3 separate regions of the Homo sapiens genome follow, and all the other regions are linked to region 1. The links are chromatin contacts, found by Hi-C or POLR2A ChIA-PET in ENCODE. All regions are on one chromosome and are shown on one strand. The core of a region is the stretch at or near the end of the contact, and the rest is flanking DNA. Distances in the headings are between cores, read along the strand shown. Region 1 overlaps SNED1 (sushi, nidogen and EGF like domains 1). Region 2 has its middle 5.4 kb from the start of GAL3ST2. Region 3 holds the start of ATG4B (autophagy related 4B cysteine peptidase).

The links. A loop is a pair of places that touch in the nucleus more often than their neighbours do. ChIA-PET counts read pairs that join two places held with the same protein, here RNA polymerase II (POLR2A). Pooled maps may share reads with other maps.
Region 2: a loop to region 1 is called in a pooled map, with 4 times the contacts of the local background. The contact joins two enhancer-like sites. A Hi-C loop is called at or near these places in 2 of 50 pooled maps.
Region 3: a loop to region 1 is called in a pooled map, with 5 times the contacts of the local background. The contact joins the promoter of ATG4B here to the enhancer-like site in region 1. A Hi-C loop is called at or near these places in 1 of 37 single-sample maps with no recorded cell type and 6 of 50 pooled maps. POLR2A ChIA-PET finds 5 or more read pairs at or near these places in 1 of 52 experiments (B cell).

What each region holds. Positions count from the first base shown.
Region 1 is chr2:241,039,582-241,044,032 of GRCh38, reverse strand. SNED1 (sushi, nidogen and EGF like domains 1) reads right to left here. Exons shown (of 32, transcript NM_001080437.3): 7 at 3,845-3,958; 8 at 3,620-3,733. All of the region lies in intron 1 of SNED1-AS1 (SNED1 antisense RNA 1), which reads left to right. It also overlaps a transcript of MTERF4 not described here. Among named protein-coding and RNA genes, the nearest start is that of SNED1-AS1, 22 kb to the left of the region's middle. RefSeq lists enhancers at 1,945-2,174, 2,625-2,674. Within about 2 kb of position 2,257, at least 4 of the 41 ENCODE cell types and tissues checked have a DNase peak (open chromatin) inside an H3K27ac peak, as active enhancers do; they include B cell, where a contact is called at or near this core.
Region 2 is chr2:241,769,152-241,773,602 of GRCh38, reverse strand. No RefSeq gene overlaps it. Among named protein-coding and RNA genes, the nearest start is that of GAL3ST2, 5.4 kb to the left of the region's middle. RefSeq lists an enhancer at 1,928-2,840. Within about 2 kb of position 2,147, at least 4 of the 41 ENCODE cell types and tissues checked have a DNase peak (open chromatin) inside an H3K27ac peak, as active enhancers do.
Region 3 is chr2:241,635,649-241,640,099 of GRCh38, reverse strand. ATG4B (autophagy related 4B cysteine peptidase) reads right to left here and starts at 2,407. Exons shown (of 13, transcript NM_013325.5): 1 at 2,376-2,407. The coding sequence starts at 2,385. It overlaps THAP4 (THAP domain containing 4), which reads left to right and starts at 2,942. Exons shown (of 6, transcript NM_015963.6): 1 at 2,942-3,159. The coding sequence starts at 3,083. RefSeq lists enhancers at 926-1,459, 1,859-2,786 and silencers at 1,950-2,089, 2,130-2,319, 2,340-2,389, 2,760-3,109, 3,140-3,209 and 1 more.

The DNA.
Region 1 (4,451 bases), core at 1,008-3,507:
TTACAATGTATATCTTTTACTTACACAGCCTACCTTCAAACAGTATATACCACTTTATGTAATATAGGGACCTTACAATATTATACTTCCATTTCTTCTTATCTTTTACATTGGAGTTGGTAAACTATAACCCACAGACCAAATCTTGCCTGCCATCAATTTTTAAAAGTACAGTTTTATTGGAACACAGCCATACCTATTCATTTACATATTGTCTATGGCTGGCTGCTTTCACATTACAATGGTAGAGTTGAGTTGTGATAGAGACCATATGGCTCACAAAGCCAAAAGTATTTACTTTCTGGCCCTTTACAGAAAAAGTTTGCACAGCTTGGTTTATGTTATTGGAGTCATCTATTTTATTTCTGCATGTAAGTTTTATTATTTTAAAATTTTTCTTTAAAGGGATTAAAAAGTCTTCAACCCACATATTTATCATTTTTAACACTCTTCATTCTTTTGTGTAGATCCAGATTTTCCCTTGGTACCAGTTTTTTTTTGCTTCTGACTAAATAATTTCCTTTAACATTTTTTTGTAATGCAGGTATGCTGGTGATGAATGCTCTTCATTTTTGTTTGTGTAAAAAAGTCTTTATTTCAGCTTAACTTTTGAAATGTAGTTTTGCTGGTAATACAGTACACTAGGTTGATGGTTTTTTCTTTCAGTGCTTTGAAGGTGTTACTCCAGTGTCTCCTGGCTTGCATTGTTTTTGACGAGAAGTCTGTTTCATTCTTGTTTCGCTGTATGTAATGTGGCTTTTTCCTCTGGCTGTTTTTGAGGTTTTTTATCATTAGTTTTCAGCAATTTGATTATGGTATGGCTTTGCATGGTTTTCTTCATGCTTTTCTTGGAAATGTGGGTTTTAGTTTTCATCAAATGTGGAAAATGTTTGGGTATTATTTCTTCACATACTTTTTCTATAACACTCCTTTCCACACCCATCTCCATCCTCCTTCGCAGACTCCAAATACGTGGATCCCAGGCTGCTTAATATTGTTCTCCATCCTCCTTTGCAGACTGCACATACATGGATCCCAGGCTGCTTGATACTGTTCTTCATCCTCCTTCACAGACTCCAAATACGTGGATCCCAGGCTGCTTGATACTGTTCTCCATCCTCCTTCGCAGACTCCAGATACGTGGATCCTATTACCCTAATATCGTTCTGCAGGTTGCTGAAGATCTCTTCTTTTTCTTTTAGTCTTATTCTCTCTGTGATGCATATTGAATTGTTTCTGTTTCACTCTTCAGGTTCATTGATCTTTCCTTCTGCAATATCTAACCTGCTGTAAATACTATTCAGTGTATTTTAAAAACTCAGATATATTTTTCATTTCTACAAGTTTTTAAAAATACCTTCTACTTCTCATTAGGTTTTTTTCCCCTCAACAATCTTGATTATAGGAGCATATTCATAATAGATAATTAAACATTTGTATCTGCTAATTCTGTCATTTCTGGTGCCTGTTTCTATTGATCTATTTTTCTCCTGACTGTGAGTTATATGTTACTTCTTTGTAGACCTGATAATTTTTGACTGGGTATTTTGGAGTTCTGGATTCTGTTGTATTATTGATATACTCCTGTTGAGGAGTATAGGATTTTATTCTGGCACATGGCTCAATGACTTAGGATCAGTTTGATCCTTTTAAGCTTTCTTTAAGATCTGTTAGGGCAGGTCGACATTAGTCTTTAGTTCAGCACTACTAAAGTGACACCCCACTGAGGACTCTATGCAATAGACTCCCAGCCCTGTTTGAGCTCCAGGAAGTGTTTGACTTACTGCTTTCTAGTGGTTCTTTCCCCAGCCTTGCAGATTTCATCCTGAGCCTGATAATAATAAGCCAAAATTCAGGGAGGTCTCCTCTTGATCTCATGCTCCCTCCTGCCTCAGGAGCACCATCCTGTAGCCACTGAACTAGGATCTTTGTCTCCTCAATTCAAAGGGACTGCTGGACTCTCAGTTCCTCCTCCCAGCACAGTGGAGTGGAAACTGCCCCAGGCAGAATCTGGGGCAATTGTAGGGCTCACCTCATTTGATTCCCTTTTCTCAGGGGTGACAGGCTTGTGCTGTCTGTTGTCTAATGGCTGAAAAGGGTTTCACAGATTTTGTCTGTTTTTCTAGGTGTTGATGGTGAGAGGGAAATTCCAAGAGCAGTTAATTCTTGTTGGCCAGAAGCAGAAGACTAGAGACTCTTTTTTGTAGTGTCCAATTTGTGGCCCACTTCCTGTCAGACCTGATTAGACTGTCAGCATCTGCGCCTTGTAATACAGTCAATCAGTCATTACGTTAGCACCACCGTCAGTCTGTTGTTTCTTTCTTCTTCCTCTTTTGTTTTTTTTTAGACAGAGTCTCACTCATTCTGTTACCCAGGGTGGAGTGCAGTGGTGCGATCTCAGCTCACTGCAACCTCTGCCTCCCGGGTTCAAGCAATGCTCCAGCCTCAACCTCCCGAGTAGCTGGGATTACAGGCATGCAGCACCACGTCTGGCTAACTTTTGTATTTTTGGTACAGATGGGGTTTCACCACGTTGGCCAGGCTGGTCTTGAACTCCTGACCTCAAGTGATCCGCCCGCCTCAGCCTCCCAAAGTGCTGGGATTACAGGCATAAGCCACCACACCCGGCCAGTCTGTTTCTTATTATTCACTCTACTTGCATCATTATTCTGTAGAAAACACGGTTTATTTGCAAAAAATTTTTGAAACCACTTATCCGTTTCCTGACATGAATTTAGTGAAATACATTGATATTTAGATAACAATCTGGGCAAAGTGAGCTGTGACACGGAACAGTGACTTTAAAGCAGCCAAATAGGTGAGGCTGCCTCCTCCCGCTCCTGCCCCACCCTCCCCTCAGGACACACCCTGGCCTCCCATGCACTCGGCAAAGACTGATGGAGGGCCCATGACCCTCTGTGTCTTACGGGTAAAACAGAATTTCCTCCTGAATTTTTTAAACTAAAAATAACCTGAATAGTTTGTCTTTAGCATCTCCCTGGAGAGAAGCAGCACCTGGTGCGTCCACAGAAGTCGGCACAGTGGGTGAGCCTCTGGAGGCAGGTGCAACAATCAGACACGAAAGCCATTTTTATACTGTAGGCTGCAATCTCCAGTTGGCCTTTTAATTCCTCTAACAAGTCACAACTAGCAGTTAAACAACACAAAATAGAATAGAAAATAGTGAAAGGTCAGTTTTCTTTCTGATTCCCGTTACTTTCCCTTGTGTGCTGAGGGTTCTAGAGTAGGAGAGGAAGATGTTAAAAAAGTCAAGAGTCACCCAGGCTGGAAGAGGAGACTTGTGAACTTTGTCATCCCTCCTGGCATTTCACAGATGGAAACCAAGGCCCAGAGAGGGGAAGGGGTTGCTCAGCCTCACACAGCACCCTGGAGGCAGCATCCATCTTTTGCTTCCTATTTTCCCTGCAGTTGGTGGCTTAGGATCCAGGCTGAGCGGGAAGCGCTGGGGAGTGGGAAGGGGGCAGAGGCATCCTCCCACCCCAGAGACAGGTGTGAGGTGAGTCAGATGGCAAGGAAGGAAGGGGAAAGTGGCTATGGGGGTGTTCACGGCACAAAGCCACCATCAGCCATGGTGGCCTGCAGGCACTTGGCCAGTTACCTGTCTCACAGCGAAGTCCCTTGAAGGGCTCGGCACACAAGCAGGTGTAATTCCCCACTAGGTCAACACAAGAGCCTCCATTCAGGCAGGGGTCAGGGCTGCAGTCGTCCACATCTGAGGGGCAGCAGAGGTGCGGGCTTGGCTTGAGCCAGGCCACAACCACCCTGTGCCCAGCACCTGGCCACGGGCAGGAGCCCCTCTCCAATCCGAAGCCAGGCCACTCACCCATCTCGCAGGCTGCTCCGGTGTATCCGGCCTGGCACACACACACCGCAGAGCCATTCTCCACCTGGCACTGGCCACCATGTTGACACTCTTTGGTGTCACAGGGGGATTGGGCTAGAGTGAGGAGGTGTAGACAGGACGATGGACTCCCAGTTATGGTTACCTGAGGGGACAGAAACCCCTGGGACGTACACTGAGCCCCACCCCCAACTGGCTTACATTGCAGGGGGGCCTGGCAGGCAGGTTTCTGAGCGGGCGACAGGCAAGAAAGAGGCCTGGCCAGGCAGTCCTGACTGGCCACCCGAAGCTCTGTCTGAACTGGGTCTAATTCAGCAAACCTGGGATGGAGGGATGGGTGTGTATGCTGGGCAGGGGCAAATGGGGGTGCATGGAAATCACTCCCACTCTTGGGGGATGGTCCCTCCCTAGGTGGCTCTTATTCCAAGTGGACTGTGAGAAGAGCTGTGGTCAAGGATGCAGGCTGTGACTGAGCCTGGAAGGGTGTGCAGCACCCAGGGTGTAGGAGTGGCCCCTGGGGCGAGAGGCTGGGTGGGGCAGGCAGTGGCCTGTGCAGGAACGGCCAGGGCAAAGGGACTCTGGCCCCCAG
Region 2 (4,451 bases), core at 898-3,397, 730 kb before region 1:
GGGCCTCAGCCTGGGAGCAGACAGCCGCCCCAGCTCCTTGCCTGTGGGGTCCAAGGAAAAGTGAGTGGGAGGGCTCAGGTCTGTGATGTTCCACCAGGAGGAACCCGGCCCAGGGCCTAGGTGTCAGGAGGGCTCTCCTAAGACAGCCCCGAGCTTCCCAGCCCCTCCACCTGCCCCTAACCCTCAACTCAGGCTCCTGGTCCACCCCAAGGGCCCCCAGCCCTCCCCGTCCCAGGCAGCGCCACATTCTAGCAGCTATTTGCTCTCGGCCTCCCTGACCAGCTCCTTTTTATTTTTCCAGAGAGGGTCTCGCTCTGTCACCCAGGCTGGAGTGCAGTGGTGTAGTCACGTGGGGCTCCCCACAGCCTCGACCTCCTGAGCTCAGGCTTGTCCCTCCTCCCCTGTAAGAGCCTCCTGTAGCTGGAACTCTAGGTGCATGCCACCACGCCTGGCTATGTTTAATTTTTTGTAGAGGCAGAGTCTCACCATGTGTGCCCAAGCTCTTCTCAAACTCCTGGGCTCAAGCAATCCTCCCACCTCGGCCTCTCAAAGTGCTGGGATTCCAGGTGTGAGCCACCGCGCCCGGCCCTGGACCAGCTCCTCGAGGAATCATTTTTCACTCCTCTGCATCGTTTGGGTGGGTGTGGGGGTGGACACGCCTACCACACAGGCAGCTTCAGGGTCCCAGAAGGTCAGTGGCACCCCAAGGGACCCAGGCCGAGGGTAGGGCCTTTTCAGGTCACAGGTGCTCAGAGGCAGCAGAACAGGACCTAAACCCCGAGCGCTCAGGAAAGCAGCCGGCGTGAAGCCACATCGCTGGGGGGCCAACGCGCCGGGCCAGGTGGGCAGAGCCCTGGTCACTGGTCGTTAACGTGCCTGCCATCTGGGTCCAGACACACTGCCCTGTACGCCTGTCACCTCTGCCTCCATGTGGGCGAAAGTACCTAGGTGCCGAGGCAAGAGACTGAAGGCACAAACTGTTTCAGTATAATAAAGAAAATAGTTGGAATAAGATTAGTCATAATACAAATTAGATATAGAGATGATCATGGACAATTATCAATCATTATTATAAACATTATTAATCATTAGCTTTTAATATTACTCTTTGTTGCATTTCATACTCCTCCTGTACTCCTGGTTCCTCTTTGAAGTTCGTAGCAGATAGCGGTAAAACAAATAGTGAAAGTCTTAAAGTCTTTGATCTTTCTTATAAGTGCAGAGAAGAAAATGCTGACGTTTGCTGCCTTCCGTCTCTGCTTCGGCTACCTAAAAGGGAAGGGCCCCCTATCCTGTAATCACATGACTTACTTCACCTTGTCAATCACTGAGAAGATTCACCCTCCTTACCCTGCCCCCTTGTCTTGTATGCAATAAATATCAGTGGGCCTAGCCCTCTGGGACCACTACTGGTCCCCGCGTCTTGATGGTAGTGGTCCCCAGAGCCCAGCTGCTTTCTCTTTCTCTCTTTATCTTGTGTCTTTATTTATTACAATCCCTCATCTCCACACACAGGGAAAACACCCGCTAAGCCCCGTAGGGCTGGACCCTACACCTCCACACTGCCAGGATCCTGATGGACGTCCTCAGGGGCCTGCGGCGTCCCAGGAGCCCCAAACCCCAAACCCTTCCTCTGGGCTCTAAGTCCACAACTGTCAGACACCTCTGGGTCCCAACCACTTGCCCTTCTGCTTACAGGAAACTGGCTCCCCCAGGGGCTCTCCCAGGGGCCAGCCGTCCTGGGGGAGGGGAGGGGCGGGCACTCCACTCTCCCTGGGGCTGAGACCACCCGGCCCACCCCTTCTCCCCTCTCCCCTGCTGTACACAGGCAGCTCTGGCCCTGCCTGGGGCCCCTCCCACCACTCTCCTGGCCCCCTCCTTGGCCTCAGCTCAGGGGCCCTGGTTGTGTAACATCTTCTCAGATTGCAGCAGCTTAGAGGTCTTAATGTGACAATCACCAGCTTCTAATCCGAACACAAAGGCCGCCCCTGAGCACCCACCCCGCCCCGACGACCCTGGCTGGAGCCGCTGCAGAATTCCGTCAGAACCCGCCAGGCCGGAGCTGCTGCGGAAGGAACGGGGCCAGAACCCGCCTTCCTCCCCACACACGTGCTCCTCATTGCTCTTTCCGCGTGGCTGCAGGCCTCGTCAGAGCCTCCGGCTGGGAGGTTGGGACGGCGTGGAATTCTCTGCGCGTCTCTTACACACACCTGACCACGGACACTCAACGCCGTCACATGGCCGTTGGGGGAGCTGTCTCCGGGGCACCAAGGCTGGTGGCCTGCCTCACGCAGATTCGCCGCGTTCTCCTGCGTCGGAGTCACTCGGAGTCTGTGTTAACCCGCGGGCTGCGAGAACACGGCCTGCCTGGATGCGATCGGGTCTCATCAGATTTTCCTGCTGTCAGGTAGAGAAATCTAACAGGTTTCCGGCTTGTGAAAACTCCTGGCCTCCCAGCCACCACGCAGTGTGGGTTTTCCTCATGGCAGACAGGCAGTTCTTCGGGCCAGCTCGGGCCAGCCAGGTGTCTCACCGGCACCTGCTTTGCCTGGCTGTGTTGTATTTCACATATCTAAAGGCACAAAAGAAAAGCCTGAGGGGGATCTAAGAAGCCCCTCTCCCCATTGCTGGATAAACTGGAGGTGAACATGGCAGGGCAGGGCAGCAGCGGAGACGGCAGGACCCAGCCACGGAGCTCCAGGAACAAGTGCCCACGGCTGGCAGCAGGGCTGTCATGGGCAGGACGTGCCCGGCACTGGCCTGCTCCGGCCCAACGGTCACCGCAGCCTCCTGGAGCCGGACCCCCAGGGAAGAGCAGCCGCAGCCTCTTCCTCCTCCAACAGTCCTGGACTGTGTCCGCTTCCCCAGTCCCCAGAGGCCCAGCGGAAGGCAGTGTGGATGCAGAGGTCTTGCTCTCCCAGGGTCCAGAGGGCACTAGGGGGAGGAATTCCTCCTCCCCCCTCTGCAGGCACTACCAGCGGGTGTCCCTCAGCAGGCAAGGCCAGGCCTCTGCAGCCCCACAGCCCATGCTGAGCCCAGATCCTCACGGGAAGCCCGGGGCTCTGGGCTTTTCCCTGTCACCCGGCTGGCCTCTCCAACAACAGGAGTGAGCATTTAGACCACGACCAGGGCCGGAGGTCCTTAGGAAAGCAACGGACCCCAGCTCTGAGAATCACAAGTCCCTACCCAGGGTGGGACGTGGGGTCGTGCGGCCAGCACGGGCAGAAGCTTGAAAGCCCCCAAGTCACCCCTGGGCCAGCAGCAGCCACCCAGGGCAGGAGGGCAGGTGCACAGCCAGGGTCAGCGGGTCAGCAACTCACCCTGGCCTGCAGCCTACCCAGCACGGACCATGTGCCCAGTAGCAGAGCTAGAGGAACAAGCAGAAAAATGGCCGGCCCCCAACCAGAGGTCAGAGGGAAGGGCAGGAGCCGCCGGCTGACCTCGGGGGACGCGGGCACACGCTGTGGGGCTTCGTGTCAGGCACCCATGGGGCCTGGGGTCTGCTCTGTGCAACAGATACTGTCGGGCTGCCCATGGGTACCCAGCCTGGGATGGCAGAACAGTGGCCAGAGCCCAGGGACAGAGCCGGGCCTTGGCCAGTGAGGCAGGACAGCCCCAGGTGCCCCCAGGCACAGCAGGAAGTAGCCCAGGCATTGGGCGGGACCCACTGGCTCTGCTGGGCCAGCATGAAAGTGCCCCTGATTTGTGCCTTCAAAGCATGCTGGATCGGCTGGACGCAGAGGCTCGGGCCTGTAATCCCAGCACTTTGGGAGGCTGAGGTGGGAGGCCGCTGGAGGCCAGGAGTTCAAGACCAGCCTGGGCAACACAGGGACACCTCATCTCTACAAAAAAAAAAATTTAAAAATTATCTGGGCATGGCCGGGTGCGGTGGCTCATGCCTGTGATCCCAGCACTTTGGGAGGCCGAGGCGGGCAGATCATGAGGTCAGGAGATCAAGACCATCCTGGCTAAGAAGGTGAAACCCCATCTCTACTAAAAATACAAAAAATTAGCCGGGCACGGTGGTGGACACCTGTAGTCCCAGTTACTCGGGAGGCTGAGGAAGGAGAATGGCGTGAACCCGGGAGGCGGAACTTGCAGTGAGCCAAGATCGCACCACTGCACTCCAGCCTGGGTGACAGAACAAGACTCTGTCTCAAAAAAAAAAAAAAAAATTATCTGGGCATGATGGCTCACACCTGTACTCCCAGCTACTCAGGAGGCTGAGGTGGGAGGATCACTTGAGCCCAGGAGGTGGAGGCTGCACTGAGCTGTGACTATACCCCTGCACTCCAGCCTGGGTGACAGAGTGAGATCCTGTCTCAAAAAAAAAAAATCATGCTGGACCAAGGCCCCCACCCATCCCCCGAGGACCTCCACCAGGAGGACGTGGCCTGTCCACACAGAGGCCCTGGCTAGGCAGGCGGGCTCTGCAGGGCAGCGGGTCAGAG
Region 3 (4,451 bases), core at 1,158-3,657, 600 kb before region 1:
GACACTGAACCGTGTTTTTGACCTTAGCCAAGTCTCTCATATGATACTCCAGCCTCAAGGTATCGAAATGATAGAGGCAGGAGGCAGACAAATCCTAGGCAGAGAGGGGTGGGTCACCAGTGAAACCCAACCTTCAAGCCACAGTTTAAAGCCTGAAAGCCAAGCGACGAGTCTCGGATAAATCCACAGACTGGATTGCGAACCTCTCTTCCTGTTTGGTGCGCTTTCCTCTAATTAATCCCCACCCTTCACCTATTTTACATATACCTACTTTTCTCTAATTGGTTTATTACACTGTTGTGCCCACCTTTGAGTAGTGACTTTGTTTTAACCTTTTTTGCATACTCACAGACAAATCAGCACACACTCCCCATTCTGAGCCTATAAAAGCCCTGGACCCAGCCACACCAAGGGAGACCACCCGACTTTGGGTGGAAGACCACCCTTGAGTCCCCTCTCTGCTGAGGGGTGTTTCATCACTCAATAAAACTATTCTCCACCCTCCTCACCCTTCGATTGTCAGTGTTAAGTGTAGTCTCATTCTTCTTGGACGTGGGACAAGAACTAGGGACCCAATGAATGCAAGTACAAAGAAGGCTGTAACACTGTGGCCCTGGGCCCTCTGCCGGCAAAGGGCAGCCACCCACTGTGACACCCCACGTGACAGGAGGCAGCAAAGGGAAGCAGCGGGGACGGAGCCAGCCCCAGAGCTATAGCCTGGAGCAGGGCAATGGGAGTAACAGGGCTGCTGACACTCTGCAACACCCCCTCTTGGGCTTCAGGGTTGTAAGCACCCCTGCTTGGGCGCCACTACCTTCCCCTTGTCTGGACACCAGAATCCACTGTCCCTTTGTCTGGACGCTGGAGTCCGCCGTGGGAGTTGCTTGCCACATGTCTAGCTGTAAGCTCTGCAGAGCCCACTCTGGTGCCTGCGCTTGAAACAGCTGGCGGGACCCGGCACTCACTCACCCACACACCCACTCCCGCCAGGGGCTGAGCATACAGTCATGGTGGCCATGGTATCCGTGCCATAGTGCAAACCAGGTGCCCACCGGTGGACCAAGTAGATGGGGTATCTCCTGCGGCGAGCCTGGACCCAAGCAAGGCCTGGGCAGGGGCCTCGCCAGCCGGAGGTCTCTGGCTGCCAGAGTGGCTGAGAAAAATCCTGCATCACAAACAATAACACCTAAAAAGATATAATACAACAGTTGTAAAATAGTAAACAACAAATAGTACACAGCTGCAAATAGTTCAACCGTGAATGACGGTTATTCTAAAAGACAAACTTCACAAGATATACACCTGGTCAACATGCTCCTTAGGGAGTCAGGGCTCCTGTTTCCTCCAGCCACCTACCACATTTAAGTGGTGAGCTGCTACAAATCATTTTAATAGATATTGGCAATACACATTACAGTTTTCCAACTCAGATCTTAATAAATTTATGTTGTAGCTACCAGAAAAATAAAAAGTAAAAACAATCCCATTCAGAATGACAGAATTAAACCAGATGAAAATCTTTCTTTACAGATGGGGGATACTTGGTAAAAGGCAAATCAGTTCCCACAAAGAATGAATGAGCTAAAACTTCTGTGTAAAAATATTTCTAGGGCTACTGGGCTAGCGATGGGTTTGGCGCTGACTTAAAATAATCTTGCTAGCAAAAATGGAGCGGAAGCATGAAAGGATAGGAAAAAAACCAACACTCCCTATACACACACACACACACTCCTTCTCTTTCTCTCTCTCTTAGGACCCCAAGAAACTAAGACCCGATGATACAAATTCACTGTTTCTCTTTCTCGTCACGGAAAAGCAGCTTGGAGAATCTACTGGTTACTAAATTGAAGACAAAAACAAAAAAGATACGTATACTGTGATGAACACGTCACGTTTCTCTCCTCCAACCTACCAATAACTTCATAAAAGTTAAAGAGCTTCCATCCCTTCACGCTCAGCTGCGGAAAGGCTACGCTTTCGCCCGCCGCTCGCGTCCCCGGCCCGGACCGCGGCCGCCCCGTTCGCCGCCGCGCCTCTCCCCGCCCGGCAGGCTCCGCCGCCCTCCACGGCCGACCTGGCGCAAGGGCCTGTGCAGCCACAACCTCCGGAGCGCTCCGGACGGGACCGGAAAAGCAGAAGCTCCAGCGCAACCGACGGCGGGTTCCGCGGCGCAGTGCGCCGCCGTCCCCCTCCCGCTCCCACCGCCCACCACCCACCAACACCGCCCCGCGCTCCCGCAGCGCCCGCCGCCCCGGCCCAGCCTGGCCCGCACCGGCGTGCCCCGAGGCGAGTCGCGGCAGCCCGACCCGAGCAGGGGAGGCCAATGATAAGGCGAGCACCTCCTGCGGAAAGACCGACCCCCGGCAACTCCTCACCTGCGTCCATCTTCCCAGTCCGGCCGCCGACTGACCCGAGCGGCGTCGCTCCGACGGGCCAGCAACGCGACGCGGCGACGGGACGCCGCGGGGGCCAATAGGTGTGCCGGCGCAGGCGGCGAAGACGATACGGCGCGCGAGCGGAAATACGCGGGAGCCGCCATTTTGGCGTACGGCCGGGCCGACGCGAGCCCCGGGGCGCCCTGCGGGCGGCATGGGGTCGTGTCGTGGGACGACGGCTGGTTCTGCTGTCCGACGGGACACTGTGTGCCATGGGTGGCGCTTCCTCCTCTTAGAGGACCCAGGAGCAGTTGTCGAGGCGGCAGAGGCGAGCTCTGTCCCCGTCCGAGCAGCCATCTTGCGGTACGGACGTGCTCGGCGCGCCCATGTCGCGGTACGGACTTGCCCCGCCGGGGCGACTCCCCCGCCCGTCTGCCCGCCTGCCGACGGACGCTGCGAGGGGCCTGCGGCGCCCCGCTGGTCCGAAGACGCCCGAACCCGCGGCTGGCGAGGACGCGGGCGGGGGCTGGGGCGGGGGCGGGCCCGCTGCGGGCGCCTGCGCCTCCATCTTGCCGTACGGCGCGGACGCCGCGGGCCGGCCCACGTCCCGAGCCGTGTCGCCGCCGCGCTCCCTCCCTCGGGGCGGTCCGCGGGCGGGCGGGCGGCTAGGGCCGGGGCCTGGCTGCGCGGCTGGGCCAAGGCCCGCGATGGTGATCTGCTGTGCGGCCGTGAACTGCTCCAACCGGCAGGGAAAGGGCGAGAAGCGCGCCGTCTCCTTCCACAGGTACGCGGGCCCCGGGCCGCCACGCCCCCGCCCCGACCCGGCCCTGCGGGGAAACTGAGGCCCCGCGGCCGGCCCGAACGCGGGGGGCGGGGGCGCCGGGCCTCGGCGGCCGGGGCGCGGGGGAGCGGGCGTGGGCGCTGTGTGACCTTGGCCCGGCCGCCGTCTCTGGGCCGGGCGCCTCGGGCAGCGCAGCCGCCCCCACCCCGGCCGCCTGGGTCCGCCCTGCGCGCGATCGATCCGGCCGGCGCCTAGGCTTCAGAAGCCGCACGCTCTGGAAGCGCAGGTCCTGGGCCGATTGTCCTGCTCGGCCGCGACTGCTGACTCTCCGGACCGCGCGGGCCGTCGGCCTGGATGTCTGCGAGCAGGAGCGACCGGGCAGACGCGACCTGCGCCTCCGTAGCTGACAGCCCCCGAGAGGGCTTTCCGGGACTGGGCCCCCGAGCCCAGGACGCGGGTACGCGCGGAGAGTCTACGGGACGGCCGGCTGGGGACGGCATCCTCCTGCGCTCCCTTAGAGCCTGGCCCGGGGCTCTCGGCCGCTTCCCACGTGGGCCCCCGCGGCAGGGCCCAAACCCCTCTAAGGCCTTGTGAGTTCAGCCTATTTCAGTGAGATTTCTGCGGATTACACGCGGGAGGCACCAGAACCGCGAACAGACTTTAAAAACCACTTTGGAGATGTTTCTGTTTTATGTTGCATGGTGTTATTTAAGTTTTAAAGACGGGAATGGCACGTGTTATTTATAGGGTTATTGAAAGTTCACAGTAGTTTGCTGTAAGTCTTAAATCATTACAATGTATTATAAGAATTAGTAACATTAGATTATTTCACAAGTCAGCCAGCGCACTTTCTTGACAATTTCCTTCAGAGCTTGTGTCCTAGAAGTTTTGTTATTGTTTTTTGAAAACGAGGCAACGTGTTGCAACGGTCTAACATGGTATGGGAGGAAAGGACATCGGAATTGGGGGTGGGGGGGTACCTTTGCAGTTGGCCTCACAGTGTTCAGAAAGGAGGTTAGAAGGTCCTGTTGCTTAGAACGGCCCAGTCCATCCTGTTAGGATTTGTCCTGGTCCACACTGGCCTCAGGTGGAGCAAATAGCAGTTAGAACTGACCACCCTGTCCCTTATGTGCACATTAGGGCCTGGTTTTTTTTTCTTTTTTTCTCTTTTTTTTGAGAAGGAGTCTCCCTCTGTCGCCCAGGCTGGAGTGCATTGGTGCGATCTCGGCTCACTGCAACCCCCGCTCCTGGGTTCAAGCTATTCTCCTGCTTCAGCCTCCCAAGTAGCTGGGATT